Regions from separate parts of the Homo sapiens genome. Here region 1 is linked to region 2. The links are chromatin loops, found by intact Hi-C in ENCODE. Cell type or tissue: ascending aorta. All regions are shown on one strand. Links, peaks and the distances in the headings refer to the core of each region. The heading gives the core; the rest is flanking DNA. Region 1 holds the start of SNRPD1 (small nuclear ribonucleoprotein D1 polypeptide). Region 2 holds the start of MIR133A1HG (MIR133A1 host gene).

Region 1 (16,756 bases), core at 7,081-12,080, 220 kb before region 2:
CTGAGTAGTCTATTCCACTCTATGTGCTAAATTGGCCTCAATCAGGAGCATAGGAATTCGTGCAAATATCAGACCATATGAAATCATAGCCCTCCGGCCAGGAGCCTAGGCCATAGCAGCTTGTTGCTCTGCTGACCCTGGTGTCTGATCCCAGCCAGTGGCCTTAAAAAAACAAGAAACGAAATAAATCATGTATTTTCGATACATAATTCATGCCTGCAATTTATGCTGTATTTTCTTTTTTTTTTTTTTTTTTTTGAGACAGAGTCTTGCTCTGTTGCCCAGGTTGGAGTGTTGTGGCGTGATCTTGGCTCACTGCAACCTCCGTCTCCCTGGTTCAAGCAATTCTGCCTCAGCCTCCAAATTAGCTGGGATTACAGGTGCCCGCCATGACGCTCAGCTAATTTTTTTGTATTTTTAGTAGAGACAGGGTTCCACCATGTCAGTCAAGCTGATCTGGAACACCGGACCTCAGGTGATCCACCCTCCTCGGCCTCCCAAAGTGCTGGGATTACAGGCATGAGCCACCGTGCCTGGCCTTATTTTCTTTTCTAAAACTATATATAATCAGTTTCTGTGAAAAGAATAAATAGTTTGCGTTCATGGGAAAAAATAAACTTTCTTGAGCATTATTCTTTATCATTTTGAAGGATATTTTTCACTTCCGATTCATGAATACCAGTAGTCTCAATTTGTAGTGTAATTGATTAAATCTTCCTCTGAACTATTATATCATATTTGTTTTTCCTTCTATCGGTAGTTTTCTTTTAGAGCATTCTATCTATGAGCTTTGGAATTTGGTTCATTTAATTTGGTTGTCTACTAAGAAACAATAATAATCTGATTAAATAATAATCCATTATTATTTAAATGTCTTTGAGATTACAGTCTCTTTCAGGAAAGAGTAAAGAATTAAAGTTGGCCGGACACAGTGGCTCATGCCTGTAATCCCAGCACTTTGGGAGGCCGAGGCGGGCAGATCATCTGAGGTCAGGAGTTCAAGACAAGCCTGACCAACATGGTGAAACCTCGTCTCTACTAAAAATACAAAAATTAGCCGGGCATGGTGGCACCTGCCTGTAATCCCAGCTACTCAGGAGGCTGAGGCAGGAGAATCACTTGAACCCTGGAGGCAGAGGTTGCAGTGAGCTGAGACCGTGCCACTTGGGCAAAGACTTCATCTCAAAACAAACAAACAAAAAAAGAATTAAAGTTTTTTGAGGAAGAGTGGGAGGAGGGAGAGGAGCAGAAAAGATAACTGTTGGGTACTGGGTTTAATACCTGGGTGATGAAATAATGGGTACCACAAACCCCCATGACACGTGTTTACCTGTGTAACAAACCTTCACATGTACCCTCAAACCTAAAATAAAAGTTAAAAATTTTGTAAAAAAGAAAAATAAAAATATAACTTATAATTTGGAAATATAACTGTTACTTATGTCTACATCTAAAGCATTTTTATTAATGAATGAATAAATATTTTTAAATGTTAAAAGTTTTACAATTAGTGAGAAGCCTAGCATTGAACAGGTAGAGAATTATAGATCACAACTGAAAGAATCACAAGTTTTAGTTCAAAGGGGGTCTAAGACTAGCAAGAAAATATTTTTTCAGATAACTGTAGGAAGACATTCAACTTAGAAAAAGAAAGTAGTGTTTGATAATCCAAACAAAATGTTAGTCAGGTCTCTTTAGTTAGAAAATGACTGAAATCCAGCTCAAACTCATGTGAGCAACATTTAAAAAAAAAAACAAAAAAAAGTATTGCTACCATAACCAGGAGCTATAGGGGAACTGCTGACCTCAGGTCATCCTAAAACCTGAGGATGTCAGATGATGTCAGCAGGACACTCTACAATGCCCAGCTCTTCTTTCATCTGTATTAGTTTCATTCTCAAGTATGCTTTCCTGACAACTCGGCAGAGATTACATAAGTTCACAGCAAACTGGTTTCAGTGAAAAGAGTGGCCCCCGTTCTGAGATCTCCCAAGAAAGTCCTGGGGACATCTTTGATTGTTTCAGCTTTGATGTGTACCAGTGCTAGAAATAAACGCTATAACCTAGATGACACATCGTGGTGCTCAACATTATAGTTACATAAGTGGTGAAGGTCTTTTTCACACCCCCTACAGCAAGAATTAAAAGACCATGTTCTCCTGCTGAACTCAAAACCATGAATGTAATTTCCTGGACTTGTTTAAATTGCTTGTTTCCTTACTGACTCTAAATTGCAGTATATACTTTTCTGCCTTTGCTTATCAGTAGGATGTCTACTTCTGAAAACTAATAATGGAATAGTTGCATTGCTCCATGTATTATTTTCCCATTTCCTTGTTCCTTTTCTGTCTTGTGACCAATCTAAATGCCTGCAATAGATAAAGCCTCTGCCAAATCACAGAGGACAGGACAATCTCACTTTCAGATTAATCCTCCTGCTAGCAGGAAATTAAGGCATTATTTGTTGCCCCACTCTTGTTGACTTTATTTCAGGACTCTTTGATGGTTTTATGCTATGAGAAAGTAAAAATCCTAAAAAATTTTTGAGCTAGAAAATAAAAAGTACAGCAATTTAGGATAAATCAACTGACAATGACATTTCAATTTGCCATCTGGGAGACACATCACTACCATACAAATAATAATGCTGGCCCCACATACTTGAGAGGGGATGAGTAGGTGTTAGCCAGATTAAAGAACTGTATGTATGAAAGACTGGAGAGGAAGTAAGCTTGATGAATTGCAAGAACTCCATTTTTGTTTTTCTTTTTTTCTGAGATGGAGTCGCACTCTGTCACCCAGGCTGGAGTGCAGTGGTGCGATCTCGGCTCACTGGAACCTCCACCTCCTGGGTGCAAGTGATTCTCCTGCCTCAGCCTCCCAAGTAGCTGGGACTACAGGCACCCACGACCACACGCAGCTAATTTTTTGTATTTTTAGTAGAGACGGGGGTTCACCATGTTGTCCAGGCTGGTCTCAAACTCCTGACCTCCCATGATCTGTCTGCCTCAGCCTCCCAAAGTGCTGGGATTACAGGCGTGAGCCACCACGCCCAGCCCCAAATATTCTTATACTATTGAGGGGAAAGGGGATGGCTTAAGAAGTAGGCAGGCCCCTGTCAACCTAAAAGGAAGAGGCTGAAACACAAAATGTGATTTAAAGAGTTTACTTGAGCCAAAGTGAGGACAGCTGCCCGGAAGACTCAGACACAAGTAAATTTGAATACGAGCTCCTTTTGGCCTTTGTTACAAGCAGGTTTTTAAAGGCAAAAAACCTGGACAGGGAGTGAGCTGATAGAAAGTTGTTTTTCAAGAATTATCATTGGCTTACAGAAATAACATTGATTAGTGATTGACTATGCATTGTTAAGCTATAGAGTATGGGGTTTAGTGTCTGGTGTGGCATTAGTAGGTAATTTATAGCTACTTGTAATAATAGTGAACAGTTTTGTGTGTGTGTGTGTGTGACCGGGTCTGGCTTTGTCGCCCAGGCTGGAGTGCAGTAGCACCATCTCAGCTCATTGCAGCCTCCACCTGCCTCAGCCTCCCGAGTAGCTGGGACCACAGACGTGCACCACCATGCCCAGCTATTTTTTTTTTTTTTGTATTTTTAGTAGAAACTTGGGGTCTCAACATATTGCCCAGGCTGGTCTTGGACTTCTGAGCTCAAGGGAGGCTCCCATCTTGGCCTCCCAAAGTGCTGGAATTACAGGTGTGAGCCACCAGGCCCGGCCACAAACAGTTTCAATAGATGAATGAGACGTGTGTCTCATTTTAATGTTTCTCTGGGCTTGATAAAGTTAAAAAACTCTGATTCATCAAATACAAGTTATTTTCTTTTATCAGCCCAAAGTAGGAGGGGCCTTCAAGATAATAGAGAGGAGTACCCCATGCTCAGTACTGGGGATACTGCAGAGAACAATACATTCAAGTCTCCTTCCTCATGGAGCATGCATCCTAATAGAAGAGGCATTCAGTTATTATTTTTTTTTCTTTTTTTTTTTTTTTTTTCCAGATGGAGTCTCGCTCTGTTGCCCAGGCTGGAGTGCAGTGGCGCCATCTCGGCTCACTGCAAGCTCCGCCTCCGGGGTTCACACCATTCTCCTGCCTCAGCCTCCCGAGTAGCTGAGACTACAGGCGCACGCCCGGCTAATTTTTTTGTATTTTCAGTAGAGATGGGGTTTCACCATGTTAGCTAGTATGGTCTCGATCTCCTGACCTCGTGATCTGCCCGCCTCGGCCTCCCAAAGTGCTGGGATTACAGGCATGAGCCACCGCGCCCGGCCTATTATTTTTTTTTTTTTGAGACAGAGTCTCACCTTGTTGCCCAGGCTGGAGTGCAGTAGCACGATCTTGGCTCACTGCAACCTCTGCCTCCCAGGTTCAAGCCATTCTCCTGCCTCAGCCTCCTGAATAGCTGGAATTACAGACGCCCGCCACCACACTCGGCTAATTTTTGTATTTTTAGTAGAGACAGGGTTTCACCATGTTGGCCAGGCCTGTCTCGAACTCCTGACCTCAGGTGATCCGCCCACCTGGGCCTCCCTAAATGCTGGGATTACAGGTGTGAGCCACTACGCCCAGCCGAGGCATTTAGTTATTTCACAAATATTTATTGAGGACATATCAACAAAGCATTATTTTAGATGCTGGAGGTGCTGCAGTCAACAGAAAAGACATAATTCCCTGCTTTCAGTTTGCAATCTTGTATCTGACAATAAATAAGTAAATAATTAAATGCTAAGAAGGAAACAAATATGGTCCTCAAAAAACACTGTGCAATCACACTTTCTATGATGATGGAAATATTCATATATCTGCATTGTTCAAAAGGGTAGCCATAGACACATATGAGTATTTGAAATGTAGTTACTAGGCCAGGCATGGTGGCTCACGCCTGTAATCCCAGCACTTGAGGAGGCCGAGGAGGGTGGATCACAAGGTCAGGAGTTCAAGGCCAGCCTGGCCAAGGTGGTGAAACCCTGTCTCTACTAAAAATACAAAAATTAGCCGGATGAGGTGGCGGGCCCCTGTAATCCCAGCTACTTGGGAGACTGAGGCAGAGAATTGCTGGAACCCAGGAGGTGGAGGTTGCAGTGAGCTGAGATGGAGCCACCGCACTCCAGCCTGGGTGATGGAGCAAGACTCCATCTCGAAAAAAAAAAAAAGAAATGCAGTTACCAAAATTGAGGAGCTGAATTTTTTTTTTTTTTTTTTTTGAGATGGACCCTTGCTCATCGCCCAGGCTGGAGTGCAGAGGCGTGATCTCGGCTCCCTGCAAACTCCACCTCCCAAGTTTCAGCAATTCTTCTGCCTCAGCTTCCCGAATAGCTGAGACTACAGGCATGCACCACCATGCCCGGCTAATTTTTTTGTATTTTTAGTAGAGATGGGGTTTCACCATGGTGGCCAGGATTGTCTTGATCTCTTGACCTCATTCATGATCCACCTGCCTCGGCCTCCCAAAGTGCTGGGATTACAGGCATGAGCCACTACACCTGGCCTGAGGAGCTGAATTTTTAAATTTTATTTAATTTTTTTCATTTTTGAGATAGGGTCTTCCTGTGCTGCCCTGGCTGGCCTCAAACTCCTGGGCTCCAGTGATTCTCCTGCCTCAGCCTTCCAAGTAGCTGAGACTATAGGCATGCACTGCAGGGCTGGCTATTTAATTCTAAATAGCAACATTCAGGCAGTATTCATTATCTAGGGGCTCATTGATGTCATCACAGGTTTTAGTTTTTTATAAACTCTGTCCTTGGCTGGGCACAGTGGCTCCCTGTAATCCCAGCACTTTGGGAGGCTGAGGTGGGAGGATCAATTTATTCCCAGGAGCCTAAGGCTACAGTGAGCTAGGATCACACCACTGCACCCCAGCCTGGGCAACAGAGCAAGATCCTGTCTAAATGAACAAACAAACAAAGAAACAAACAACACTATGTCCTGAAATTGGTTCTTCTCCTGGTTGTAAGGAAGTTCCCAACAGCTCCAGGGGTTACTCCCTTTCCATTCACAACAAAAGAAAAGAACATTCCCTCTAAAGGTCCAATTGGATCAACTTAGATCCCAAACCTACTGTGAACAAGTAATGGAATGGAGTATTAAAAGGGTAGAGTCAGCTTTCTTAGGACCACAAGGATCACAAGAAGAATATTAGAAACATTTGGAAAGACAAGGGAATAGATGTTGAGAAGGCAACACACAAATATCCGTTTTAGCCTTGCTACTCAAATTGATGTGTATAGAGTAGGGGCAGCTTCATCAACTGAAGGCTTGTTAGAACTGCAGAATTTCAGGCCCCACAACGATTGAATCAGATTTTCATTTTAAAGTTTCCAGGCTGGGCGTGGTGGCTCAAGCCTGAAATCCCAGCACTTTGGGAGGCCAAGGTGGATGGATCATCTGAGGTCAGGAGTTCGAGACCAGCCGAGCTAACATGGTGAAACCCCATTTCTACTAAAAATACAAAAAATTAGCTGGGCGCAGTAGTGAGTGCCTGTAATCCCATCTACTCAGGAGACTTAGGCAGGAGAATCATTTGAACCCAGGAGGCAGAGGTTGCAGTGAGCTGAGATCGTGCCATTGCACTCCGGCTTGGGCAACAAGAGTGAAACTCCATCTCAAAAATAAATAAATAAATAAATAAATAAATATAAAGTTTTGGCCAGGCGTGGCAAGTCAGTCTCAAACAACAAAAAAAGGGCAATATTTATCAAAGTTTAATGTGTGTAGGACTCACCTGGGGAAACTTTATTTTTTTTAATTTTTATTATTATTATTATTTTTTGAGACGGAGTCTTGCTCTGTCGCCCAGGCTGGAGCGCAGTGGCACAATCTCCACTCACTGCAACCTCCGCCTCCCGGGTTCAAGCAATTCTTCTGCCTCAGCCTCCCGAGTAGCTGGGACTCAGCCTCCCAAGTAGCTGGGACTACAGGCATGCGCCACCACGCCCAGCTAATTTTTGTATTTTTAGTGGAGACGAGGTTTCACCATGTTGGCCAGGATGGTCTCGATCTCTTGACCTCATGATCTGCCCATCTCGGCCTCCCAAAGTGCTGAGATTACAGGCATGAGCCACCATGCCCAGCCGATAAGTATTGTCTTACAATATCTAAGAGTTCTGTTGATCAGCGATGAAGTCTAGGCTAGAGATACAAATCAAAGTCATGGTTTTGGAGGAGATTACCAGGTTAAAAGAAAAAGTATACATAAAAAGACTACAGCCACAAGCCGGGAAACACTGTGACATGTATTGGCTCCATAGGGAAGGAGGAACCAGCTAAGGAGATTTAGAAAGAGTAGTTAGAGGCTGGGCATGGAGGCTCTGGGCCTGTAAACCCAGTACTTTGGGAGGCCACGGCAGTGGAATCTCTTGAGCCCAGGAGTTGGATACTAGCCTGGGCAACATAGTAAGACCTCTTCTCTACGAAATAAAAAATAAAATATTAGCTGGGCATGGTGGCACGCACTTGTGGTCCCAGCTACTGAGAAGGCTGAGGCAGGAGGATAGCTTGAGCCCAGACGGTCAAGGCTGCAGTGAGCCCTGATTGTGCCATTGCACTCCTGCCTGGGCAACAGAGCGAGAAACCCTGTCTATAAACAAAACAAAACAAAGCAAGAGTAGTTAGTAGGATAAGGAAAAAGGCCAGGTGAGCTTGGCATCCTGAAACCCGAAAGAGGGAAGGGGAGTGTTTGTGTTAAATTTTGATGAAGCTCACATACTAAAGAGACAATAATGCCGGGCGCGGTGGCTCACGCCTATAATCCCAGCACTTTGGGAGGCCGAGGCGGGCGGATCACGAGGTCAGGAGATCGAAACCATCCTGGCTAACCCCGTCTCTACTAAAAATACAAAAAAATTAGCCGGGCGTGGTGGCTGGCGCCTGTAGTCCCAGCTACTTGGGAGGCCGAGGCAGGAGAATAGCGTGAACCCGGAAGGCGGAGCTTGCAGTGAGCCGAGATCGCGCCACTGCACTACAGCCTGGGCGACAGAGGGAGACTCTGTCTCAAAATACATACATACGTACGTACATACATACATACATAAAAAGACGATAATTAGCGGGCCATGGTGATGCGCGCCTGTAATCTCAGTTACTGGAGAGGCTGAGGCACGAGAATGGCTTGAAACCGGGAGGCAAGGGTTGCAGTGAGCTGAGATCGCGCTACTGCACTCCGGCCTGGGCGACAGAGTGAGACTCCATCTCAAAAAAATAAAAAATATATATATTTTGATGAGATGTTGAGAAAGATGAAGACTGAAAAGTTTGTCTTATAGATTGGAACTTAAAGTGAAAATAATCTGCTACATTGTGGATTTTATTTTTATTATTATTATTTTTTGAGACGGAGTCTCGCTCTGTTGCCAGGCTGGAGTGCAGTGGCACGATCTCAGCTCACTGCAACCTCCACCTCCTGGGTTCAAGCGATTCTCCTGCCTCAGCCTCCCGAATAGCTGGGACTACAGGCGCGCATCACCACGCCCCGCTAATTTTTGTATTTTTAGTAGAGGCGGGGTTTCACCATGTTGGCCAGAATGGTCTCGATCTCTTGACCTCGCTATCTGCCCGCCTCGGCCTCCCAAAGTGCTGGAATTACAGGCTTGAGCCACAGCGCCTGGCCCATTGTGTGATTTGCTTCAGGTACAGTAAGCAATGCTAGGTTCCTGGTGTTGGAACAGAATCAGCATAAGACTTTGGGCTTCTCTAAGACCTTCTTTCCGTTCAGTGAGGAATTTGTATTAGGTGCTGCACTCACAGTGCCCTGCTGTTCAGAAACGTGATGGTGACAGTACTTTTTTTTTTTTTTTTTTTTTTTGGGAGACGGAGTTTCGTTCTTGTTGCCCAGGCAGGAGTGTAGTGGTGCGATCTCCGCTCACTGCAGCCTCCGCCTCCCGGGTTCAAGCGATTCCCCTGCCTCAGCCTTCCGAGTAGCTGGGATTACATGCGCCCGCCACCACGCCCAGCTAATTTTTTGTCTTTTTAGTAGAGACGGGGGTTTCACCCTGTTGGCCAGGCTGGTCTTGAACTCCTGACCTCAGGTGATACCCCCGCTTCGGCCTCCCAAAATGCGACAGTCCTATTAATTGGATTTAATCTCTTCGAATCTCCCTCTCTTGTAGGACATTTTTCTCCAAGACCAGCCCTCGATACCCTCAGCCGTCGCAAGGCAACCTCCAGCCGCCAGGGGCCGCAGTCGCGCTCCTCGCGGCCGGAAGAGAGTGCGGCCCAGCGCAGCCTCGGCGTTTCCGCCATGCGCCTGCAGTGCTCCGCGCGCTCTTGACGTCCGGAGCCCCTGGAGTAGGCGCTTCCGGCCATTCATACTGCAGTCGGTCAGTGTTCGGTTGAAGGATTCTGTGTGCTGTCGGACCCAGAGGGTGACGGCGCCGCTAGGATGAAGCTCGTGAGGTGAGGGAGTGACCAAGCAGCTCTGGGGGCTGTGAAGGGAGGGCTTGGCCCGGAGTCCGGAAGGCTGGGCTCTCCCATTTGCAGGAGGCGGGAAAGCCGCGTGTGCGCGGCCTGCTAACGGCCGGCCTTACTGCGCCCGCAGCTCGTGCTCGGGCCTGGGCTTCCGCCTGGGTCGCTCGCGGATCCCGCGTGTCTTCCAAGAGATTGGTATAAAGGCCGAGCCTTTTCTTCCTGCCTAGTGACTTAGAGGCTTTAAAGATGCAGCGCCTCCTGGGACACATCTCCCTCTTACAGTTACTCATTTTCTTTTTGAGTGGAACTCCCCAGTCCTGCTTAACAGTACTTAGAAAGCTGTATGAGCTTATCTGGAAACAAACCTGTTTGCAAAATATTTTAAATCAGAGAAGGACTTCCGGCTTCACAAGTTTTTGTTTTTTTAAATAAAGATGGTGTCTCACTTTGTTGACCAGGCTGGTCTCGAACTCCTGGGCTCAAGCTTTCTGCCCGCCTCGCCCTTCCAAAGGGCTGAGATTACAGGTTTGAGCCACCGTGCCCGGCCGATTTTTAAGTTTACCTTTTTATCCTCCTTAGATTTGTGATTGATTATTCCACCTCTATTTCCCTTTAAGGTAGGCTTTTTATTTAGGAAAATCTCCCAATATAGGGCAGAAATTATCACAACGTAATTGTGGCTGATTACTCAGATAATATATAGTTCTCCTGTTTTATTTCTTAAGAAATAAATAGACCCTGTCAGTTAGGTGAGTCTTCTGAAAACTTGTTTGCTGATGTGAATAATTCTAAACTACCTGCAAGTAGATTTGGTTTTGGTGTTTTTCCTTGAGACTAAGCCTGGAACAGAGGCAGACGTTTCTAATAGCTAAGCCAGCAATTATAAATATTTAGCTTGTTTTTTTCCTGTTGAGTCAAGGATTGTCAATATCCGCTAAATAGTTATTGGGCACCTGTTACATACTAGGCGCTGGTAATAGGATTTTTTAAAAGGCAGAGTACCTGCCTTGTTGGAGTTTTCTGGTTAGTGGGGATGACAGACAAGTAGATAACGTCTGAAGTAACGTTTGTTTGAAACGTTTTAAATAACACATAAAAGCCTTCAACACTCAGGGAGGAGGCCAGGCGCAGTGGCTCACGTCTGTAATCCCAGCACTTTGGGAGGCCAAGGCGGGTGGATCACTAGGTCAGGAGTTCGAGACCAGCCTGACCAACATGGTGAAACCCCGTCTCTACGAAAATTACAAAAGTTAGTGGGGCGTGGTGGCGCGCGCCTTTAATCCCAGCTACTCAGGAGGCTGAGGCAGGAGAATCGCTTGAACCCAGGCGGCAGAGGTTGCAGTGAGCCGATATCGTGGCACTACGCTCCAGCCTGGGCGACAGAGCGAGACTCCATCTCAAAAAAAAAAAAAAAAAAAAAAAATTATATTCAGGGAGGAGTTGGTACAAAAGACATTTAAGGTTAATTTTTGGTATATTTTTATTTGAACTATAACTTTGGATAGGAAGTCATAGAATTTAAAGTGCATTTTTTAGGCTGGACGTGGTGGCTCACGCCTGTAATCCCAACACTTTGGGAGGCTGAGGCAGGCGGATCGCCTGAGGTCAGGAGTTCAGGACCTGCCTGGCCAACGTGGTGAAACCCATTCTTTCGAAAAAATACAAAAATTAGCCGGGCATGGTGGCGGGCGCCTGTAATCCCAGCTACTCAGGAGGCTGAGGTAAGAGGATCACTTGATCCTGGGAGGTTGCAGTGAGCTGAGATCGCACCACTGCACTCCAGCCTGGGCAACAGAGTGAGACTCGGTCTCAAAAAAAGAAAATTACATTTTTTGAAATTTCTCCATACCTGCCAATCTGAATCTTAATCCACTCATAGTTCAATTTTGTGTAATACACCTTGGATTCCATTTGTTCCCTTTAAAGATACTGCATGTTATGACAATTTTCCAGTAATTTTTAATACCTGTACTGAATCCTGTTTTGTGTCTTAGGTAAAATATAGAAACAAATTTTTTTTCTTACCAGAGAATGTATTTTTCCTCCAGAAAATGATTGTTTGACTAACTGGTTTGCATTTTCAGTAGATTTATTTCTGTATCTCAGTTGGCAGCATTGTCATCCTTATTCTCACTGTCACCCTAACCAAAAACCTGGGAGGTGAGCTTGACTTTTTCTCTCCTGATGTCCTTGACATTTGATACATTGCCAATTTTGCCAGTTTTACCTACTTCATAAAAGTGACCCACATTATCCTGTTTGGTTTTTGGGTTCAAATAGTGTGTTTTATACTGAGGGACACTGTGTTACTATTTGATATCCAAGTTTCACTAAGTGGAAAGAATTCAGACAGTGAAAGATTCATCTGAAAATAATTTGAATCCATTTGGTTCCTGGGCTCAGTTAGGGAGGGATAATTGTGTATTTGTCCTGCCCATAGTAGCCTTTCATTCCAGTCACCACCATTAAGTTCAGGCCCTTTTTATCCCACTCATGGATTTTTGTTTTCCTTCTTTAAGGTAAATATCTTATACAATGAAATGCAGTGTATATTTCCTGCTATTGAAAAATGTAAACACTTTTGTAACCTAAACCCATATCAACAGAAGTAACATTACCAAAACCTCAGACAGTTTCCTCAAGCCTTTCCCAGGCAACCTCTGGCTCCATACCCCTAGATGCAACCAGTTTCTTCCACCAGAAATGAATTTTGCCTGCGCTAGAATTTCATATATTTGGAATCACAAAGTATTTTTGCGTAAAACTTCTTTTAGTTACATGTTTTTGAGATTCATCCACATTGTGAAGTGTATCAGTAATGTGTTCATTTTTATTACTGGATATTAGTGCATTGTGTGTTTGGAAGTTCTGTATTTTAGGCCGGGCGCAGTGGCTCACGTCTGTAATCCCAGCACTTTGGGAGGCCGAGGCGGGTAGATCACCTGAGGTCAGGAGTTTGAAACCAGCCTGACCAACATGGTGAAACCCCATCTCTACTAAAAATACCAAAAAAGTAGCTGGGCATGGTGGCAGGTGCCTGTAATCCCAGCTACAAGGGAGGCTGAGGCAGGAGAATCCCTTGAACCCAGGAGGTGGAGATTGCAGTGAGCTGAGATCACGCCATTGCACTCCAGCTTGGGCAACAGAGCGAGACTCCGTCTCAAAAAAAAAGAAAAAAGAAAAAAAAAGCTCCGTATTTTAAAAAATTACAAGAAAATAAAATAAAAAGTTATGTATTTTGTTTACAACTACGTTGAATATTCTTCAGGTTTTTGGAGGGAAACAAATTTTCGTGGGTAAATACTCGAGTGGAGTTGATGGACTGTAACATAGTTATGTGTTTAGCTTTTTAAGAAATTTCCAGACCATTTTCCAAAGTGGTTGTACCATTTTACACTTCCATTAACAATATATTAGAATAACAATTGGTCCACATCCTCACCAGTATGTGGTGTTGTTTGCTCAGTCTTTAATTTTAGCCATTTTAGTGGGTATGTAGTGGTATCTCCTTAGGGTTTAGTCGGTTTTTTGCTTATTTGTTTGTTTTTGAGGCGGAGTCTCACTCTGTCACCCAGGCTGGAGTGCAGTGGCATGATCTTGGTTCACTGCAAGCTCCGCCTCCTGGGTTCACGCCATTCTCCTGCCTCAGCCTCCCGAGTAGCTGGGACTACAGGCGCCTGCCACCACGCCCGGCTAATTTTTTGTATTTTTAGTAGAGACGGGATTTCACCGTGTTAGCCAGGATGTTCTCAATCTCCTGACCTCGTGATCCGCCCGCCTTGGCCTCCCAAAGTGCTGGGATTACTGGCGTGAGCCACTGCGCCCAGCCCAGAGTTGTAGAAATTAGATCTGTGTCCTGGATACCAGTTCTTTGTCAGATGTGTTTTCTCTCAGTGTGTGGTTTACATGTTCATTTCCTTAATAGTGTCTCTCTTCTTGTAGCTCAGGCTGGAGTACAATTGTGCGATCTCAGCTCACTGCAACCTCTGCCTTCCAGGTTCAAGCGATTCTCCTACCTCAGCCTCCCAAGTAGCTGGGATTACAGGCGCCTGCCACCACGCCTGGCTAATTTTTGTATTTTTAGTAGAGACAGGGTTTCACCATGTTGGTCAGGCTGGTCTCGAACTCCTGACCTTGTGATCCACCCGCCTTGGCCTCCCAAAGTACTGGGATTACAGGCGTGAGCCACCATGCCTGACTGATCGATTTTTATGTATCTGGAACTCTTTAAGTCTTTTTTTTTTTTTTTGAGATGGAGTCTTGCTCTGTTGCCAGACTGGAGTGCAGTGGCGCACTCTCGGCTCACTGCGACCTCCACCTCCCAGGTTCAAGTGATTCCCCTGCCTCAGCCTCCCGAGTAGCTGGGACTACAGGCATGTGCCACTATGCCTGGCTTATTTTTTTTGTATTTTAGTAGAGATGGGATTTCACCACTTTGGCCAGGCTGGTCTCGATCTCCTGACCTTGTGATCTGCCTGCCTTGGCCTCCCAAAGTGCTGGGATTACAGGCGTGAGCCACTGTGCCCAGCCTATATCTGGAACTCTTGGGCTCAAGTGACTATCATCCATCTTGGATTACTTTTGGAAAATGGTGTTAGTGGTCCAGGTTCGTTTTTTTTCTGTATGGATTTCCAGTTATTCCAGCATCATTTGTTGAAAACACTTTCCTTTGCCTGTTACACGTCTTTGGCACCTTTGTAAAAAATCAACCATATAAGGCCAGGCTTGGTGGCTCATGCCTGTAATCCCAGCACTTTTCGGAATCCAAGGCAGGCAGATCACCTGAGGTCAGGAGTTCGAGACCAGCCTGACCAACATGGTGAAACCCCGGCTCTACTAAAACAAAAAGAAATACAAAAATTAGCTGGTTGTGGTGGCGAGTGCCTGTAATCCCAGCTAAATCAACCATGTAAATGTGGGACCAGAAATAGATCTGTTTGCTTGTATTGTTTCATTGATCTATTTGTTGTTCCTTATGTCTCGATTACTGTAGTTTTAACTTGTATATGTACTGCTCTAGTCACATAATTTGTCTTCCTAGAGATTATACTTTGGTCTCTTGTCTTTCTAAAATCTGTTTCTGAACATTGGCCCTAGGTTCTCTTTTAAATGTGAATATGAGCCTGGTACTCCACTTCATTGATGAAAATCCTTCAGTAGCTCTCCTAGAGGAATTCTTTAACAGAGCTTAGGCTTTCCATGAAAGGAACCTGCCTAACTCCTCTCTACTCATAGGACCTAAAATATTGAACTTAACATTTCATCGGCCAGGCGTGGTGGTTCATGCTTGTCATCGTAGCACTTTGTGAGGCCGAGGCAGGCAGATCACTTGGGCCAACATGGTAAAACCCCGTCTCTACTAAAAATACAAAAATTAGCTGGGTGTGGTGGCATGCGCCTGTAGTCTCAGCTACTTGGGAGGCTGAGGCACAAGAATCTCTTGAACCCGGGAGACGGAGGTTGCAATGAGCTCAGATTGAGATTGCGCTATTGCACTCCAGCCTGGGCAACAGAACAAGACTCCATCTTTGTATCTATAATTACTCTGTGTCTTATGCTGTATTTTTTCTTTTGTTTCTTCTTGCTGCATATTTCCAACTTTTCAGGCTTCTTACTAGGAGTCCCCTAATACCTGACTCCCCTCTCCACATGCTACAATATATTCTTAGTAAAAAACCTGTGTGTAGCTGGGTGCAGTGGCTCACGCTTGTAATCCCAGCACTTTGGGAGGCCAAGGCAGGCTGATTGCTTGAGCTCAGGAGTTTAAGACTAGTCTAGGCAACATGGCAAAACCACATCTCTACAAAAAATTTAAAAATTTAAAAAATATTAGCCGGGCATGGTGGCATAGTCTCAGAAAAAACCTAAACTAAAAACCTCTGTTTAAAAAAAAACACAAAAAAAACCTCTGTATATCTTTATTGCTTTCTACAACTTAGTTATTTTTACGTATCTTTTATGTATCTGAGCCACCGCGCCTGGCCACATAAGGTTTTTTTTTTCCTTTTATTTATCTTCTTTGCTTCCAAAAATGATTTGAAGAACTTTTATAGTAAAAGTTCTTACTAACTGGGATAGTAAATTCGTGTAAAAGATAAAAACAAAAACTTGATAATGGGAGGAAACCATTAGTTCAGAATTCTAGGCTTTTCTAGTTATAATTGATTGTTAAATTTGGAGCTGAATAACTCTCTGGTGAAATAAAGTGTTACCAATTCGTTGAGAAAAACGTTTTCTTGATGTCATATATAAAAAGAGATTCAACTCATGAGTCTTCTTAAAGTTTGAGGCTTGTTATATCCCAGACCAAGTAATTTCTTTTTTGTGATGGCTGTCTATACCACTAAAAAAAAAGAAATTAAAAAAAGGCATTTTAAGGTTGGTTTCCCTTTATTCATTAAAACATTTCAGCCAACATTATTCAGTGCCTATTACAGTCTAGGATTAGATATAGAGCTTACGATCCCTACCCTCAAGAATAGTCTAGTGCGGGAGGATAATAGGTTATCTTATGTGTACCATTTAGTGTGATGATAGGATCTGTTAATTCAAAGTATATATTATAGACTAAAAGTTTTTATATGAACTGTGTATTGTATGATAGTGTGGGGTTCATTTTCTTAGATGTGATTGTGAGATTATGGTTATATAGGAGAATGTCATTAGAAAATGCATGCTGAAGTGTCGTAATGCCTACAACTTACTTTGAGATGGTGTGATCAATTTTTTTTCGTTTGTTTTTTTGACAAAGTCTCACTCTATTGTCCAGGCTGGAGTTTAGTGGTGCAGTCTTGGCTCACTGCAACCTCTGCCTCCCAGGCTCAAGCAATTCTCCTGCCTCAGCCTCCCCAGTAGCTGGGATTACAGTCAAGTGCCACCAAGTCTGGCTAATTTTTTTGTATTTTTAGCAGAGACGGGGTTTCGCCATGTTGGCCAGGCTGGTCTCGAACTTCTGACCTCAGGTGATCCGCCTGCCTCGCCCTCCCAAAGTGCTGGGATTACAGGGATGAGCCACCACACCTGGCGAAGACTGTCTTTAAAAAAAAGGGCCAGGCCTGGTGGCTTACGCCTGTAATCCCAGCACTTTGGGAGGCCAAGGTGGGCAGATCACCTGAGGTCAGAAGTTCGAGACCAGCCCAACGGGTGAAACCCTGTCTCTACTAAAAATACAAAAATCAGCCAGGTGTGGTGGCAGGCGCCTGTAGTCCCAGCTACTTGGGAGGCTGAGGCAGGAGAATTGCTTGAACCCAAGAGGTGGAGGTTGCATTGAGCCAAGATCATGCCACTGCACTCCAGCCTGGGTGACAGAGCGAGACTCCGTCTCAAAAAAAAATAGAATT
Region 2 (15,353 bases), core at 643-5,642:
TGTACAAATCAGTGAGCCCTACTAATGAGATATACTTAAGATTAAATTGTGGAGACAGAAAATAGGTCATGTGTATTCCTCATTCTTTTGTGCTAGTAATACTATTTTCCCTTTTGCAGTCAAATTTTAATAATGAGAGTGCCTAATTTAAAAATGTAAGATGTCTGTTTTAAACTTAGATGATTTAAAAGGAGTTTCATGATAATTGAAATCTACTTCACTGGATCTTCTTTTCCTTCATGAAATAAAAACCTTAGGGATAGTTTCTATCTATCAGTAGTAGATAACCTTTTTTTTTTGGTGTTAGTATTGCCAAAGGTCATCTGTTCATGACTAGGTTAATTTACCATATGACGGTCATTCACGTAGAAAGAAGCAAGAGCTTCTTTTAGCTCAGTTTAATTCTCCCTTGGTGGTTTATTGCCTACCAAAAATACATACTTCTTTACATTCCATAGCATTGTATGTTCATATGGGTACATAAAGAAGTATGTACTCTGAGTAGGTATTACTAAGTTGTTAGCTGTAAAAACATGAAATATTTTATTTTCTTATTTGTTAGTGAAACATTCAGCTTACTAATGTAGAGCAATGGTAAATCATTTGCAGAGACTAATTTATCGAAGACTAAATTTTGTAACAAGTTTACCTGAAGCATGGCATTAATGGTTCCATATTCTTGGTGGACATAGACATTCCTAAGCATTTGACCAGTTATCTGTTGAACTTTGTCCTGGTTTGATTCTTTTTGCAAGAGATTCAAAGAATCAGTGTAGTGTTACAGAGTGTATTTCGGAAACTTAAGATCAGCCTAGTGTTTCTTCAGTCTTCAGAGTGAATTTCTTCTTTTTTTGTAGTCTGCTTCTAGATCCTACAGGTAGATAGTAATTAATTAAATTCAATTTTTTTTTTACAAACTAGATATCTTACTCAAAACCTAACAAATTAACCAATAAGTATTTCTGATATTGACTCTAGAAGTTGAAACAACAAGGAGAAAAACCAGGATGAGTGTGGGTGAATTGAACTTTTTTAAAGATTATGAATTTTTGTTAGTGTTTTATAAGGTCACAGATAAGAACTCGTGATCATTTGAAAATTTGTCATTCTTTTTTCTTTATTAGTTCCTTACCTGAAGTTTGCACTTTGATGCTTCTCTTTGGGTTAAATACAAATATGAGTTGAATACAAATTCAAATAGATGTAGAAATATCTAATTTTGGTGAGTTTAAGTTGTTTTGATTCTTTAATCTTTTTAGTATAAAGGATAACTGTCAGAATCGTCAACTTTTAGAAAGTATCACTTCAAAGAACTGAAAGGTTTTAGTCTGTGAGCACCTGGGTTTTATTTACCTTGATAGTTTAGAATGAAAAGAAATTATAGTTGGTAAGTAGCCTTCAGTTATTGTGGTATTAGAAGGTTAATTTAAAACCTCAAGAAATTTTCAGATTTGTCAAAGGAGGAAAAAAAAGGGCAGGGATAGTAGAATTTCTGCAGCTTGTGATAAAAAGCTAGTGCAGCTTATAGAGAGCAAATCAGAATGTAGCAGTAGATAGCCCAGCACTACAGCAGTTTCAGCAATGCAGCATTAGAATTACACCATGCACGTTCTGATTTATTTTTGTGGCCAATTATTAGTAAGCATTAAAAAGTATTTTATGATCTGCCAAGTTTCTTGGTTGACTAAACCTTGAAATAGAAGCTAATAGTTTTAGAAAATAAGTATACTTTGGAAGCAGGATGTGACTTACTAGAGATGCAAAATCATCACTTAATCTGAAACAATAATGACTAAATCTTTAATAATGTAAATGACAATAATGTATTTGTACATTTTTAAGATAAAAAGTTACTGCCATAGTATCTGAACAATATTCCTTTTTACACTACATTAGCTCTTAACTTGAATTGTGAAATTAGGCTATGGTTAGATAGAATTTAATTTAACAATGAGAACATATATTGAGTCAATAATAGGTAAGCATGCAGAAAGTCATAAGCATCCTTAAAAGTACAGGCCTTATGGTGCTCTGTTACCTGTAAGCTTAGTGTCATGCAGCATTTGCAGCAGGAAGAAAGGTAGTAACCTAGAGAATCACATCAACAGCAGCCATCTCATCTTGATTGTTCGTTCACTCTATTTGCTGATTCAGCATTTCTTTTCATGAGCCCGGTGAAGGAAGGGGATGTATCAGTGAACACAGAACCTCACCTTTTAAGATAAATTTGAAAAACAAACGAGCAAACAAAAAACAAGCTTACTTTTCCCTCTCCTCCCCTCTTCCCTTTACCAAAAACAAAAACAAAAACAAAAACCACCAACAAAAACAACTCTAAAATTGAATCAGTGTTGGCCATTTGATTTGGAATGTCATATAACAGTCTTGCACAGTTATATAGGGAAAGTTAAGCAATCAAAAAAGGTTGCTACAAAGGCCAAGAAAATGAACCTAGCTTGTCAGATGAAATGCTTCAGAAGAGGGGAAAAAGTTGCAGAAGTTAATTTTATAGTCTAAAAAAGACAAAAAAAAAAAAAAACAAAAACAGAACCCAAAACACACCTTACTCCCCCCAAATAACTGTAAACATTCACCCTGTTTTTCTTTGCCCTCCAGAATACATTGGGTTCTTCTGACTTCTTAGGAAATAGTCTGCATCTTTCTTGCTTTTAGATTTTTTTTTTTTTTTTTTTTGGTTTTTAGTTTCCAGGATTAAATAGTAGAGCTGTAGTGAAGCTACCTTGTCACATCCAGAGGTCAAGTCTGCAAGCGAGGTCAGGACTTCCACATGGTCACTACGAGGCTAACTTATATTCTTCCTCAGTGACCACTGGCTAAACTGTTACAGCTTTATAGGCAGCTAAGCATTTGAAACATGCACTCCCAGGCAAACAGGCTCTCTTGTGCCTCTCTCTTCCCTGACCATATTTAGTCAACCATAGCAAAAAATAGCCTCTCAGCTGTCGATTGTCGATCCAAAAGCTGAGGAAGCCTCAATCTTGCTTTCTGCCTATTGATTGTTCATCCTGCGGTCCAAACACTGCTTAGCCATTTGTCCTGCCCCCCACTTTTTTTTTTTTGAGGGGGGGTAAGCACTGCCAAATAAAGCGGTCTCTCATGTTTCCACTTACATTTCCCAGATTTTCACTGAGCTTGCGCTGAGACTAGGAAAGCCTGATGCACTGTCACTATACTTAGAAGCACTGCAGAGAAAAAAGGAAAGAGGAAAAAAATTACCATGGCTAGTAGCAAGACAATCTTTAGACAGTTATGGAACAAGTGAAGTCCCTCTGCTGCCAAAATACATTTTATAACCTGATTTTTTGATTGATAAAAAATGTTATGGATGGTGATATGTTACATATCTAAAGGCCTGAAAGGATTTTGTAGGGTTATCTTTAGAGCTAGTTGTTGCCATATACATGCTTTTAAAGTTTATTGAATGGAAAATGTATAGAAATGGTAGGTAAGACCTGTATATTGGTGGTGGAGAGACATCATCAAGGGAGAAGAAAGTAGTATGTAAATGAAATCTTAGAAGTGCTACTTAAAACAATTCACTGTCAATTTCAGTTAATTTTTTTTATAATGCTTTGGTAAAAAACAGGGTCCAGTATGCTTTTGAGTAATTATACAAGTATTCAGATGCATTTTATTATGAATTCTACTTTATATTCAAATGTGTAGTGTTTTTGCTGTCCCTTCTACATTGTCATGTTTCTCTAATTTTCTGAAGTGACTTTTAGGCATGATCATTGCACACTTTACACAGATTGAAATAGTCATTAACCTGTCTATAACTCTATTACATAGTATGTGACTCAGAGGTAAAAATACTTTTGTTTTAAATTTTAATAGCATATTCACAATAGATTTTGATACTGAAATTTTTTTAATCAAAGAGAAAAAATATTAAAACATGAAGTCCAGTAAACCTGTGGAGATATAGTTTAAGATCTCACATAAAAATGCAGAAGAGAAACCAGCTATACCTTGTTTTTTAATCCAAATATGTCCTCTTAAGAAACAAGAAAAACTATTACGAGTTTTCTGAGCTTACTCACCTACGGAAGTTTGTCCTTCACATTCTTGTTGTCTTTAGCATTTAATATCATAGCAGTTTAATTATTTTGAATGTCTGTTTTAAAACAGTGGCATAAGGAATACTTCTTTAGATATTGGGCAATTTTAAACAGCTTTCCTAGATATTGAAATAATTTTACTCATATTATGAGAAGATGACATGTCTCAGAGTATAAAGTAGGTTAATTTTCAGTTTTCTCAAGTACCCCATTTTGTTAATGATTTTGTAGCAGTGAAAGTACTTATTTTTTAAGCAAACACTTACATAATGTGTTATGTGCCAGGTTCTCTTTCTAAGCCCTTTATAAATATTAACTCATTTAATTTTCATAACAACCCTATAAAGTAGGATTTGTGATTCTTCTCACATTTTACAGATGAGGAAACTGAGGCACAGAAGTTAAGTAATCTGCTGAAGTCACTAGCCATTGTGGCTAGAGCCAGAATTTGAACTCAGATAATTTGGTTTCAGACTGGGAGCTCTTCACCACTATGCCACATTGCTCCTCAGATTTGTGATAATGAAATGAGTTAGGAAATTATTCCTCTTGGGAACAAAACCATGCATCAAATATATATTGCCAATATCTTTGCCTCAGTATATTCAGAAAGATGATTATTTGATTATTTGTTTATTCATTTCTTCCATTCAACAAAACTTTGAGTTCCCTATACTAGGTATACAAAGTATACCTTTTTGATCAAAATGTGTTCAGTTTTATAGTAACCTGCTTTTAGCATGCCCAAAAGAACTACTGGCAGTTGATCAGTTTTCTTAATAAATTCCTTTTTGAATTCTTGACTAATCTACATTACCGATTTGAGGGATTGTTTATTAATTTACCAAGCATTTATTGAACACCTAATATGTGCTACAGTGCTATTCTAATGTTGTTTTGCCTTAAGTAGTACTAACATGTAAGGCCTCCACAGTTTAGCTAGTAGGGTTTGGGAAAATGTTGCCTGCCTCTGAAGAAAGATTGCAAAGCATGGCAGGCCCTAAAAATTGACCCAGTGCCACTTGAATACTGCATACCAGTGTAGACAGCTGCTTGTCCCCTCTGCTTCTTTATAACTCATTTGTTCATCATTCAGCAAACGTTTGAATACTATCATGTGCCAGGGATTATGGTAGGCACTGCTATTAGTTGTTCTGGAACTTAATGCTTCTTTGGCACTATTCACAAATGCCTGCTTAACTGGTAGTAAGATCTTATCTTTAAAACATCCATGTCCTTAACCTCTTGGAAAACAACCAAATTGAGCATTAGGGAAAATATCTCTAAATCTCATATACTATGCTCCACAGGTGAGACAGTCTATTGGCTTAACAAAATTACTGAATTCTCGAGCTGGTAACACCTTTTTCCCAGTAACTCTACGGACCTCAGTGCTTGCAGCTTAACAGTCTCCTCTTAATTAACTAAAGTGCTGCAGGGAACAGCCTGCTGCTGTCCTTGTGGTTATAGTGTGTCTTCCTAAGATTGCCTGCCTCATGGAAAGAAAGGAGACAGGCTGCTCTGAACTACTGCTGTTGACGTGAGAGTGATGGGACCAGAAACTGTTTTGCTTAACTTTCCCTTAGCTTACCTTGCAGGCTGGGCCCAAAGATGACCTCTTTTCTTGAGGCCCTGTATTATTATTTTTTTTTGAGGGGGTTGGCAATTTTTGATTAAGATGAGAGGGCTGTAGGTCTCTGTTCAAATAATTTATGTAGCACCCTCAAGGAGGTGAACTATAACTTCCCGCTCCTTAAGTGTGGGCTGTACATAGTCACTTCCTTCCTAAGAGCATAGTTTAGAGATACGGAAATGTTTACATTGGAGAAACATGAAGAACACTACTTCAGCCAGATGATCAAGGTTAACTTCTAGAGTCATATGGCATGTTGATAGTATGTACCCTTGGTGTGATGTGATTAAATGACACTTTATCTCTGTGGCCTTCTTACTAAGAACCAATAGCACAGCGTAATCATGAGAAAAGCATCAGACAAATTCCAACTGAGGAATAGTCTACACAATATCCCATTAGTACTCTTCAAAACTGTCAGACTCATCAAAAACAAGGAAAGTCTGGGAAACTGTCACAACCAAAGGGAGCTAAGGAGAAAAGACAACTAAATGTAAAGGGGTATTCTGGAACAGAGAAAGAACATTGAATAAAACTAAGGAAATCTCAGGTGTGGACTTTGGTTAATAACAGCGCTTCAACATTGGTTTATTGAAACAAATGTACCATACTATGTAAAATGTTAGTAACAAGGATGGAGGAGTATATGGGAACTCTGTACTAGCTTTGCAATGTTCTATAAATCTAACATTGCTTTAAAATAGATATTTAAAAACAAAACCAAAAAGTTCACCACTCCTGGCTAGTTGACCCTTGCATTAGTTTTGATTTGGGGCTATCTGCAGTGTTTCTCCACAGCTTAGTAAATCAAGTTGATTTTGCTATAATTGATTTCAAGAAAATATTATGTTTAGTCTCATGTTCTTTTAAAAGTGTATTAAAGGCAGGGAAGTATATTTTAGAATTTTTTTTTTATCAAGACTAGTCTTATTTTTAAAAGATTTATTTAAAAAGAATATGTGAAAATTGTGAAATGGTCAGATTTGTGTGGGGTGGTATAGAGAATAGAGTGGAAAGGAGACTGGGGGCCATTGGGAAGAACAGTTGAGTTTTAAAAAGGAGAAACGGCAGGACAAATTGAATGTGGACATAAGAAGAGAGGAAAGAGTCTAGAATGATTCCCTGGTTTCTGAGTAGAATGGCTGATTAAATGGTAAGAAGGGTAATCAAGATCAAGAATATAGGAGGAGCCCGGGTGCGGTGGCTCACGCCTGTAATCCCAGCACTTTGGGAGGCCCAGGTGGGTGGATCACGAGGTCAGGAGTTCAAGACCGGCCTGGCCAAGATGGTGAAACCCTGTCTCTACTAAAAATACACATAAAAAATTAGCCGGGCCTGGTGGTGGGCACCTGTAATCCCAGCTACTCGGGAGGCTGAGGCAGAGAATTGCTTGAACCTGGGAGGTGGAGGTTGCAGTGAGCCGAGATTGAGCTACTGCACTCCAGCCTGGGCAACACAGCAAGACTCCATCTCAAGAAAAAAAAAAAAATATATATATATATATCCACACACACACACACACACACACACACACACACACACAAACACACACGAGGAGTATTGGGAAAGAGGAGGGGGCAAAGAGGTATTTGTACTATGTTTGAGTATACATCTATAATCTTAGAGTTGTCATAATACTATTATATTGAAGAGTTTCAAAAACGTTTTTAGATTGGGCATGGTGGGTCATGCTTGTAATCCCAGCACTTTGGGAGGCTAAGGCAGGTGGATGGCTTAAGCTCAGGAGTTCAAGACCAGCCTGGGCTGTTACATGGTGAAACCCCGCCTCTACAAAAAATACAAAAAAATTAGCTGGGCTTGGTGGCATGTACCCATACTCCCAGCTACTCGGGAGGCTAAGGCAGGAGGATCATTTGAGCCTGGGAGGTTGAAACTGCAGTGAACTCTGATCGTGCCACTAACTGCACGCTAGCCTGGGCAACAGAGAGAAACTTTGTCTCAGAAAAAAACAAAAGGTTTTTTTTTTTTTTTTTTGAGATGGAGTCTCGCTCAGTCGCCTGGGCTGGAGTGCAGTGGCTCGATCTCCACTCACTGCAAGCTCCACCTCCTGCGTTCACGCCATTCTCCTAAAAACAAAAAGTTTTTAATCAAGCTAATATATGTACATAGTTAAGTCAAATGTTACTACAAAACTTATAATGAAAGAGAAATGTCTTCTGCGTCATCCCTCCTTACCCCTTTTTTGTCCCGACCAACAACTTGGAACTTATCCTGTAATTTCTTAATTTATCAATTATAGGCATCTAGTGATTTCATGTTATGGAAAATGAAGATTTAAAACTAATACCCTCTGTTACTACCATTCCTTTCAACATGATTATATCACAATTTTTGTTTAAATTAATGACAAGTATTTACATTATTATTTTTACATTTTGTTTTTAATAAAACGTTTTTCCACTTTTCACATGATTTAATACTTGTATCTTTTAAATTTTCCAGAACTGTTTACCCCTGTAAATTTTGTTTCTCACATGCTCAAATGTGTAGGGTAAGAGATAATGTATGGCATTAACATCATGACTATCCAAACATCAGTAGTATAATGTCGTACCAATACTTTTTCCCATTGAGAATCTCAAAGTCTATACAATATCTAGTATTTTATTTTAATTTATGGAATGAGGAGGACTAAAATCCTTACTAGTGACTGAAAACAAAAGCAGAAAACCTTAGTCTTCTATGAAGCCCATGAATGGGATTTAGGAGTTTGTAGACTCACCCAAAATTGTATTAATAGGTAAAGATTTTGACATGCATTTCTCTGGAGGAGAGCCTATAGCTTTCCAAAGAAGCCTGTTATCCCCAAACAGTGATTGTTACTCAGTTACAGCCATGGAAGGGGCTCTGTAAGCTGTGATTCTCAGTATACTTTGGGTTCATAAACCTGTTTAAAAAGTCTAATAAAAGGCCGGGCGCAGTGGCTCACGCCTGTAATCCCAGCACTTTAGGAGGCCGAGGCGGGTGGATCACAAGGTCAGGAGATCTAGACCATCCTGGCTAACACGGTGAAACCCCATCTCTACTGAAAATACAAAAAATTAGCCGGGCATGGTGGCAGGCGCCTATAGTCCCAGCTACTCGGGAGGCTGAGGCAGGAGAATGACATGAACCCAGGAGGCAGAGCTTGCAGTGAGCTGAGATCGTGCCACTGCACTCCAGCCTGGTCGACAGAGCGAGACTCCGTCTCAGGAAAACAAACAGACAAACAAAAGTCTAATAAAAGTTTCCAAATGATTTAAGTGTAATTTTAGAGGTTCTTCAATCCTCCACAACCCATTCTCAGACTTCTTGAACTTAGTTCTGCTCTTCGGTGGTTGGAGTTTAAATCTTTAATTCTCTTTTGTATAACTTTCTCTTTTTTGCTTTGAAAATACTTTATTACTGATTTTTAAATTTTAAATATTAAATTATAATGGCCATTTTGTGTGTTTTGCTCCAGACTTGGTTTACCACTTCTAAATGACATATGTCAAGTTTTAACTTTGCAATTCATGATAACCAGCTACACAATAATCGTCAGCTAAGATGGTTCAGCATATATAGTGTATTAATTATCACAGTTTTTCCTACTTCTAAAAATTATTATCTGGCTGTTCTTCATTAACTCTTTCATTAATAAATACTGTTGATACTGAACCTGAGAGGTTCCCCAAAGCCAAAGTGGTGCCCTCATTAGGGTATATTTCTTTTCTCTTTGGTTTTTTCCTCTTAGGTTTCCTCCTTGTAGCACTTCCATTCTGTTTTGATTCTATTTCCCAGATAGTAATAGTGTGTCTACCTCTCAAAATATCAAAAAGCTAGCTGGGCATGGTGGCATGTACCTGTAGTCTCTGTCAAGGCCAGCCTGGGCAACATAGCAAGACCTCATCTCTTAAAAAAAAAATTAAATTAAAGCTGCACATTTGAGATTAGAAAAGTAGAATTTCTATTTGTCTCTAAGAGCATTTTTTTCTTTAAAGAGGAGTATCTTCATTTGATTGCAAACTTTTCTTTTGAGTATATCAAATTATGCAAATATAGAAATAATGTGAATTTAACTTTCAGTGCAATGCGTGTTTTACTATCTAAATTACCAAGACCATGGATTGTGGATGAGAAGAAAGATGATGGTTATACTGCCTTACATCTGGCTGCCCTTAATAATCACGTAGAAGTGGCTGAACTGTTGGTACATCAGGTAAGAAAAGAGTTAAATAATTCCCTCTTTTTTATTTTTTTTTAAACAATTTGGGACCATTGCCATTCATTTATTTATTGCTTTATAAATTGCCTATTAGTAGGTTCCAGTAAAACCTCATGATGATGAAAATTCAGATATAATGCATATTCTGTCTTCTGCCTAATACTTCTTAAATGCAGGATGGTGATGTGTGTTTGAGAGTGAGTCCCTCAATTCCCAGGATTTCCTCTGCACAGTCTTCCTGGATTGGTCCTGTGAAATGGGCATCAACTAACAGAGATTTCCCAGAATGGCTGCCACTGTTACGGAAGTATCATCAACCAGAGCACCAAGAACCATCTGTGTTGATACTTAAACAGTATGGCCAGTTGTCATCAGACTGCAGTTTGCAGCTAAGATCAGGGGATTTATTTCGTAACTACTGCTGACCCCTGGAATTTATGGCTCGATAGCAGTACAGACTCACCTTGGTCATTTCATTCATCTCAGAATAGGATGACACTACGTTTTTATGAGCCTGGATTTTGGGAGGAGCCTATTTTGTAGTTTTAGGATATTTTAGTAATTTCAGCAAATTTTTCATGTGCAAGCATAAACCATATAGATGCACTGAAGTTATCAAAGAATTATCTGTGATTCCTGACTTCAAGGAATTTATAGTCTAGTTAAGAAGATGAAACAGCAGAAAAATTTAGCAAATAATATATGTAATCAAATACCAAATTATAAGGTATACATTCCAAAAACTACAGAAATTTAAAGAAATATATCAAAAGTTAAGCCACCTCCCCCCCACTACTTTAAATCTTTGCTATTAAAATTACTGCTCTCTGTTAATTATGATAATTCCTTTTTATTCAAAAATCTAAGTGAACTTATGCCACTATCATGTTGCCTTGGTTATTGTTGCCTTATAGAAAGTCTTGAAATCAGGTAGATTAAATCCTCTTTCTTTGTCTTTCTCAGGATTACTCTAATGTTCTAGATCTTTTGCATTTGCATATAATTTTTTGTTTGCTTTTGAGACTGGGTCTCACTCTGTCACCCAGGCTGGAGTACAGTGGCACAATCATGGCTCACTGCAGCCTTGACCTCCCAGGCTCAAGCAGTCCTCCTGCCTCCCAAGTAGCTGGGACTGTAGGCATGTGCCACCATGCCTGGCTTTTATTTATTTATTTTTTCTGTAAGACAAGGTCTCACTATGTTGCCGAAGCTGGTTTCAAACTCCTGGGCTCAAGTGATCCTTTTGCCTCAGCCTCCCAAAGTGCCACCATGCCTTGTCCATATAAATTTTAGAATCAGCTTATTAGTTTCTATTAAAAAGTCTGTTGGGAGTTTGATTGCTCTTGCACATATTAGATTTGTTCTTCAGCAGCTTTTTGCGGATGTTATTATAAATTGTATTTTAGCTGGATGTGGTAGCACACCCCTGTAATGCCAGCTACTCAGGAGGCTGAAGCAGGAGGATTGCTTGAGCCCAGCAGTTTGAGTTACAGTGAGCTATGATTACACCACTGCATTCTGGCCTGGGCAACAGAGCGAGACCCAGTCAATCAATGAGTCACTCAATAGAATTGTTTTTACATTTCAATTTCCATTTGCATATTGCTAGTATATATAAATACAATTTTTGTATATTTTCCATATATCCTGTGACCTTGCTTAAACTTATTCTGGTATCTTCTCTACAGATTACTTAGTATTTTCTATATAGCAATCATACAAACTAAAAGAATAAAAAATGCAGAAGTAGAACCACACATATGTATAAACAGCAACTCAAATTAAGAAAAAAAAGAACCACACATATAGTCAATTACTTTTTTTATAGAAGTGCCAAAGTAATATGGGAAAGGATTGTTTCCCACAAATAGGGCTAAACCAAGTAGATATCCGTATACCAAAAACAAAAAAACCCAAACAAAAAAACCTTAACTTTACTTCACAACTTACGCAAAAATTAAATGAGTTATAGACCTGAATGTAAAAGCTTAAACCATAAAGCCAGCCAGGCCTGTTGACTCATGCCTGTAATCCCAGCACTTTAGGAGGCTGAGGCAGGAGAATAGCTCAAATCTAGGAGTTCGAGACCAGCCTGGGCAACATTGTGAGATCTCATCTCTACTGTATATATATATATATATATATATATATATATATATATATTTTTTTTTTTTTTTAATTAGCTGGGTGTGGTGGCATGTGCCTGTGTCCCAGGTACTTGGGAGGCTGAGATGGGAGGATCACTTGAGCCTGGGAGGTTGAGGCTTCAGAGAGCCATGATGGCGCCACTGCACTCCAGCCTGGGCAACAGAGCAAGACCTTGTCTTAAAAATAAAACAAAAAACAAACACAAAAAATTAGTATTAGTATATTATCTGACAATGAGGTGCACAAAGGTTTTTAGGAGACAGAAAGCCATAATCTTAAAAGAAAAATTAATAAATAACACTTCATCAAAAACTAAACTTCTGCTCATCAAAAGATACCATTAAGAAAACAAATAGGAAAGCCACAGTAGGGAGAACATATTTGACAAAGGACTGGAATCCAGAACTCTGAAAATTTAATAATAAAAGGACTGGCTGGGTGCGGTGGCTCATGCCTGTAATCCAAGCACTTTGGGAGGCTGAGACGGGTAGATCACTTGAGGTCAGGAGTTTGATACCAGCCTGGCCAACATCGTGAAACCCCTTCTCTACTAAAAATGCAAAAATTAGCCAGGCGTGGTGGCACGCACCTGTAGTCCCCAGCTACTCAGGAAGCTGAAGCAGGAGAATTGCTTGAACCCAGCAAGTAGAGGTTGCAGTGAGCCAGCATCATGCCACTGCATGCCAGCCTGGGTGAAGAGGGAGTGAGACACCATCTCCAAAATAAATGAATAAATAAAAGGACAAATAACTCTATAAAAATGGTCAAAAGATTTAAACATCCACTTTACTAAAGGAGATATACAGTTAGCAAATAGGCAAGTGAAAGCATTATTAGTGATTAACAAAATAGAAATTATAACCACAACCAGTTACTACAATTGCCCACTTAGAATGACTAAAATTAAAAGACCAATAAAACCAAGTATTGGTTAGGATGTGGAACAATTAGAATTTGTATACATTGCTGGTGTTTTTTTTTTAAAGCAGGCACTTTGAAAAACAAATTGGTGGTTTCTTACAAAGTTTGACATATATTTATCATGTGACTCAGCTATCCCACTTCTAGGTATGTACCCAAGAGAACATAGGACACCTTTCCAAGCAAATACTTGTACTAAATGTTTGTAGCAGCTATTATTAGCCCCATACTGGAAGCGAAGCCAAATGTTCAGGTAGTGCTGGGATAAACAAATTGTGCAAATTGTGGTGCACCTATGCAATGAATACTACTTAGTGAAATGTCAATGATGGAAAAGCTCAGGAAACTTAAAGAAAAATCCCCATTGTGCACATTTATGTGAGAAATAGACATGATAAAGAATTAAGCTGACACTCGGAAGGCTAAGGCAGGAGTATTCCTTAAGCCCAGGAGTTTGAGGCTGCAGTGAGCTATGTGCCACTGCACTCCAGCCTGGGTGACAGAGTGAGACCCTATCTCAAAAAAAAAAAAAAAAAAAAAAAAAAAGAAGAAAAGAAGCTGAGATCAGGTACCTTCTGACCACACTTCAAAGAAACATAATAAAAACAAATGAGAAATTCCCATCTTGAAGAATATGACATAACATTACCAAAGTTTCAGCTCTGCATACCCCGCCAGTATCAAGAGTTGTAACCAGAGGGCATGCATGGTTCTAAGACCTAAACGAAATGATCGGTTTATCTTTTGAATCTTTAGCTCTTTTCTTGATCTCATTTTAAAAAATTTTTAAATTATGCTAGACATTTGCTAGGCATTTTCATATGTTATTTTACTTAATCTTCACATTAGCCCTGTGAAATAGGTTTTAACTGTCACCATTTTGGAGCTGAGGAAGTAGATGATGGAGTTTTGACCTAGGTCCCCTGACTCCCAAGTGCACTTATTTTGCTCCTCAGTCTCTTTCTTCATTAGGGTTCAGCTGTTCTCATACGGTTCTTCAGCTGCCCTAGGTTCTTGGGTAGGATTTTCTGCTTACTTTAATGCATAATTTTATGTACGAATTAAGCATTACCTTCTCACCTAAAGCAAACTTTCTTTTCACAGAGTGAGGAAGAGCTCAAATATGCAGCAAGGGGAAGTGAACTTATTAGGTCATTAAAGTAAATCTAAATCCAGTATGAAGACTCATTATTATAACTTTTCAGGAAATATTTAGAGTTCTAAGGAGTTGATTATCTCCATTGCTTTATAGTGGAGATTGAAAGAGATCTGTCTTTGAACTCTACTGTGCTTTGTCCTTTTTAACTGTTCTTGGGTGGAATTACCATAATAAAAATGATTTTTAAAACTTGCTGTTTTACTTCAGAAAGTTTGTTGCCCCATCCATTTTTTTCTACTTTAACAGCAACTGTTACCATATGAGAATAACATTGCAGCAGCTGAAGGAGAAAGTAGCCAGCAGTGTTCGGTGTTATTTATTCCTTATGAGTAGTTATAGTTTTCATGTTCTTTACTGTTGTCAAATTTTAACCATTTAACATTTGTTCTTCTCGTTCAGGGTAATGCAAACCTGGATATCCAGAATGTGAACCAACAAACTGCCCTACACCTTGCTGTTGAACGACAGCATACCCAGATTGTTAGGGTAAAGTATTGACATACATTTTAGCTTATAATTACATTTTAACCATACAGATTTTTAGAACTTCCTGAAAATTGAAATGATACAGTGTTACATGTCTCAAGCTGGCATAGTTAGATATAAGTAAATCTAAATATCTAAATACAATGTGATCTGCCAAGACAGATGAGACCATATGCTTGAGATTGGCTTCTATATATAGATGGTACTTTTCTAAAGCTCTTCAGTAAGTATCGTAGAAGGGATTAGGAAAATTGTTAAAGCACCATAAGCAAAGTTTTAATAAACTTATATTTACTGCTTAAGTAATCTATTGAAATATGTCAACTGTGCATTTTTATTTAGGGGGTTGTAGTTTAGCAAACACTGTTCGTATTTATTGTTATTTGAAATTCCTCTTGATATCCTCCATGGCTTTCTTCATGACCATACATTTGGAGAAAATTGACCAAAAGAGAATGGAATCAATAATAACAGTTCCTTGTTTGTTTACATAATAGAAGAATTTTGAACATTATGATTTGGTCCTGGTGGAAGTGCTTAAAATATCTCAAGTCATACATCTAAAGTTGAAAAGAGAAATAAAGTCCTAAATATCCCTCCGTTATCATCATCTTAGAGTAGATGAATTAAGCAACATATTGATTCTCATATATTTTTATTTTCTCTAATTCAATATATTTAAATAACCAGAACACGTGACTCTTTGTAAGGAGCCAC

What was found. Peaks named below come from ENCODE experiments on the same cell type or tissue, not always from the same donor. Only the 100,000 strongest peaks of a DNase experiment are listed, where the experiment ranks them.
Region 1: it touches region 2 in a loop (4-fold over the local background); 9 of 110 quality-filtered maps call a loop at or near these places.

The regions. Positions count from the first base shown.
Region 1 is chr18:21,603,040-21,619,795 of GRCh38, forward strand. It overlaps SNRPD1 (small nuclear ribonucleoprotein D1 polypeptide), which reads left to right and starts at 9,275. Exons shown (of 4, transcript NM_006938.4): 1 at 9,275-9,404. The coding sequence starts at 9,391. RefSeq lists enhancers at 1,929-1,998, 9,334-9,423 and a silencer at 9,024-9,073. In ascending aorta, for the core only: a CTCF peak has its summit at 9,182 (motif pointing right); a DNase peak (open chromatin) is centred at 9,232; H3K4me3 peaks cover 2,424 bases; H3K27ac peaks cover 1,376 bases.
Region 2 is chr18:21,828,582-21,843,934 of GRCh38, forward strand. It overlaps MIB1 (MIB E3 ubiquitin protein ligase 1), which reads left to right. Exons shown (of 21, transcript NM_020774.4): 13 at 9,784-9,916; 14 at 14,550-14,636. MIR133A1HG (MIR133A1 host gene) reads right to left here and starts at 2,825. Exons shown (of 3, transcript NR_110369.1): 1 at 2,741-2,825; 2 at 2,039-2,213; 3 at 1-871. It overlaps MIR1-2 (microRNA 1-2), which reads right to left and starts at 507; the gene lies at 423-507. In ascending aorta, for the core only: no CTCF peak of the experiment used is centred there; a DNase peak (open chromatin) is centred at 3,020; H3K4me3 peaks cover 2,827 bases; H3K27ac peaks cover 3,898 bases.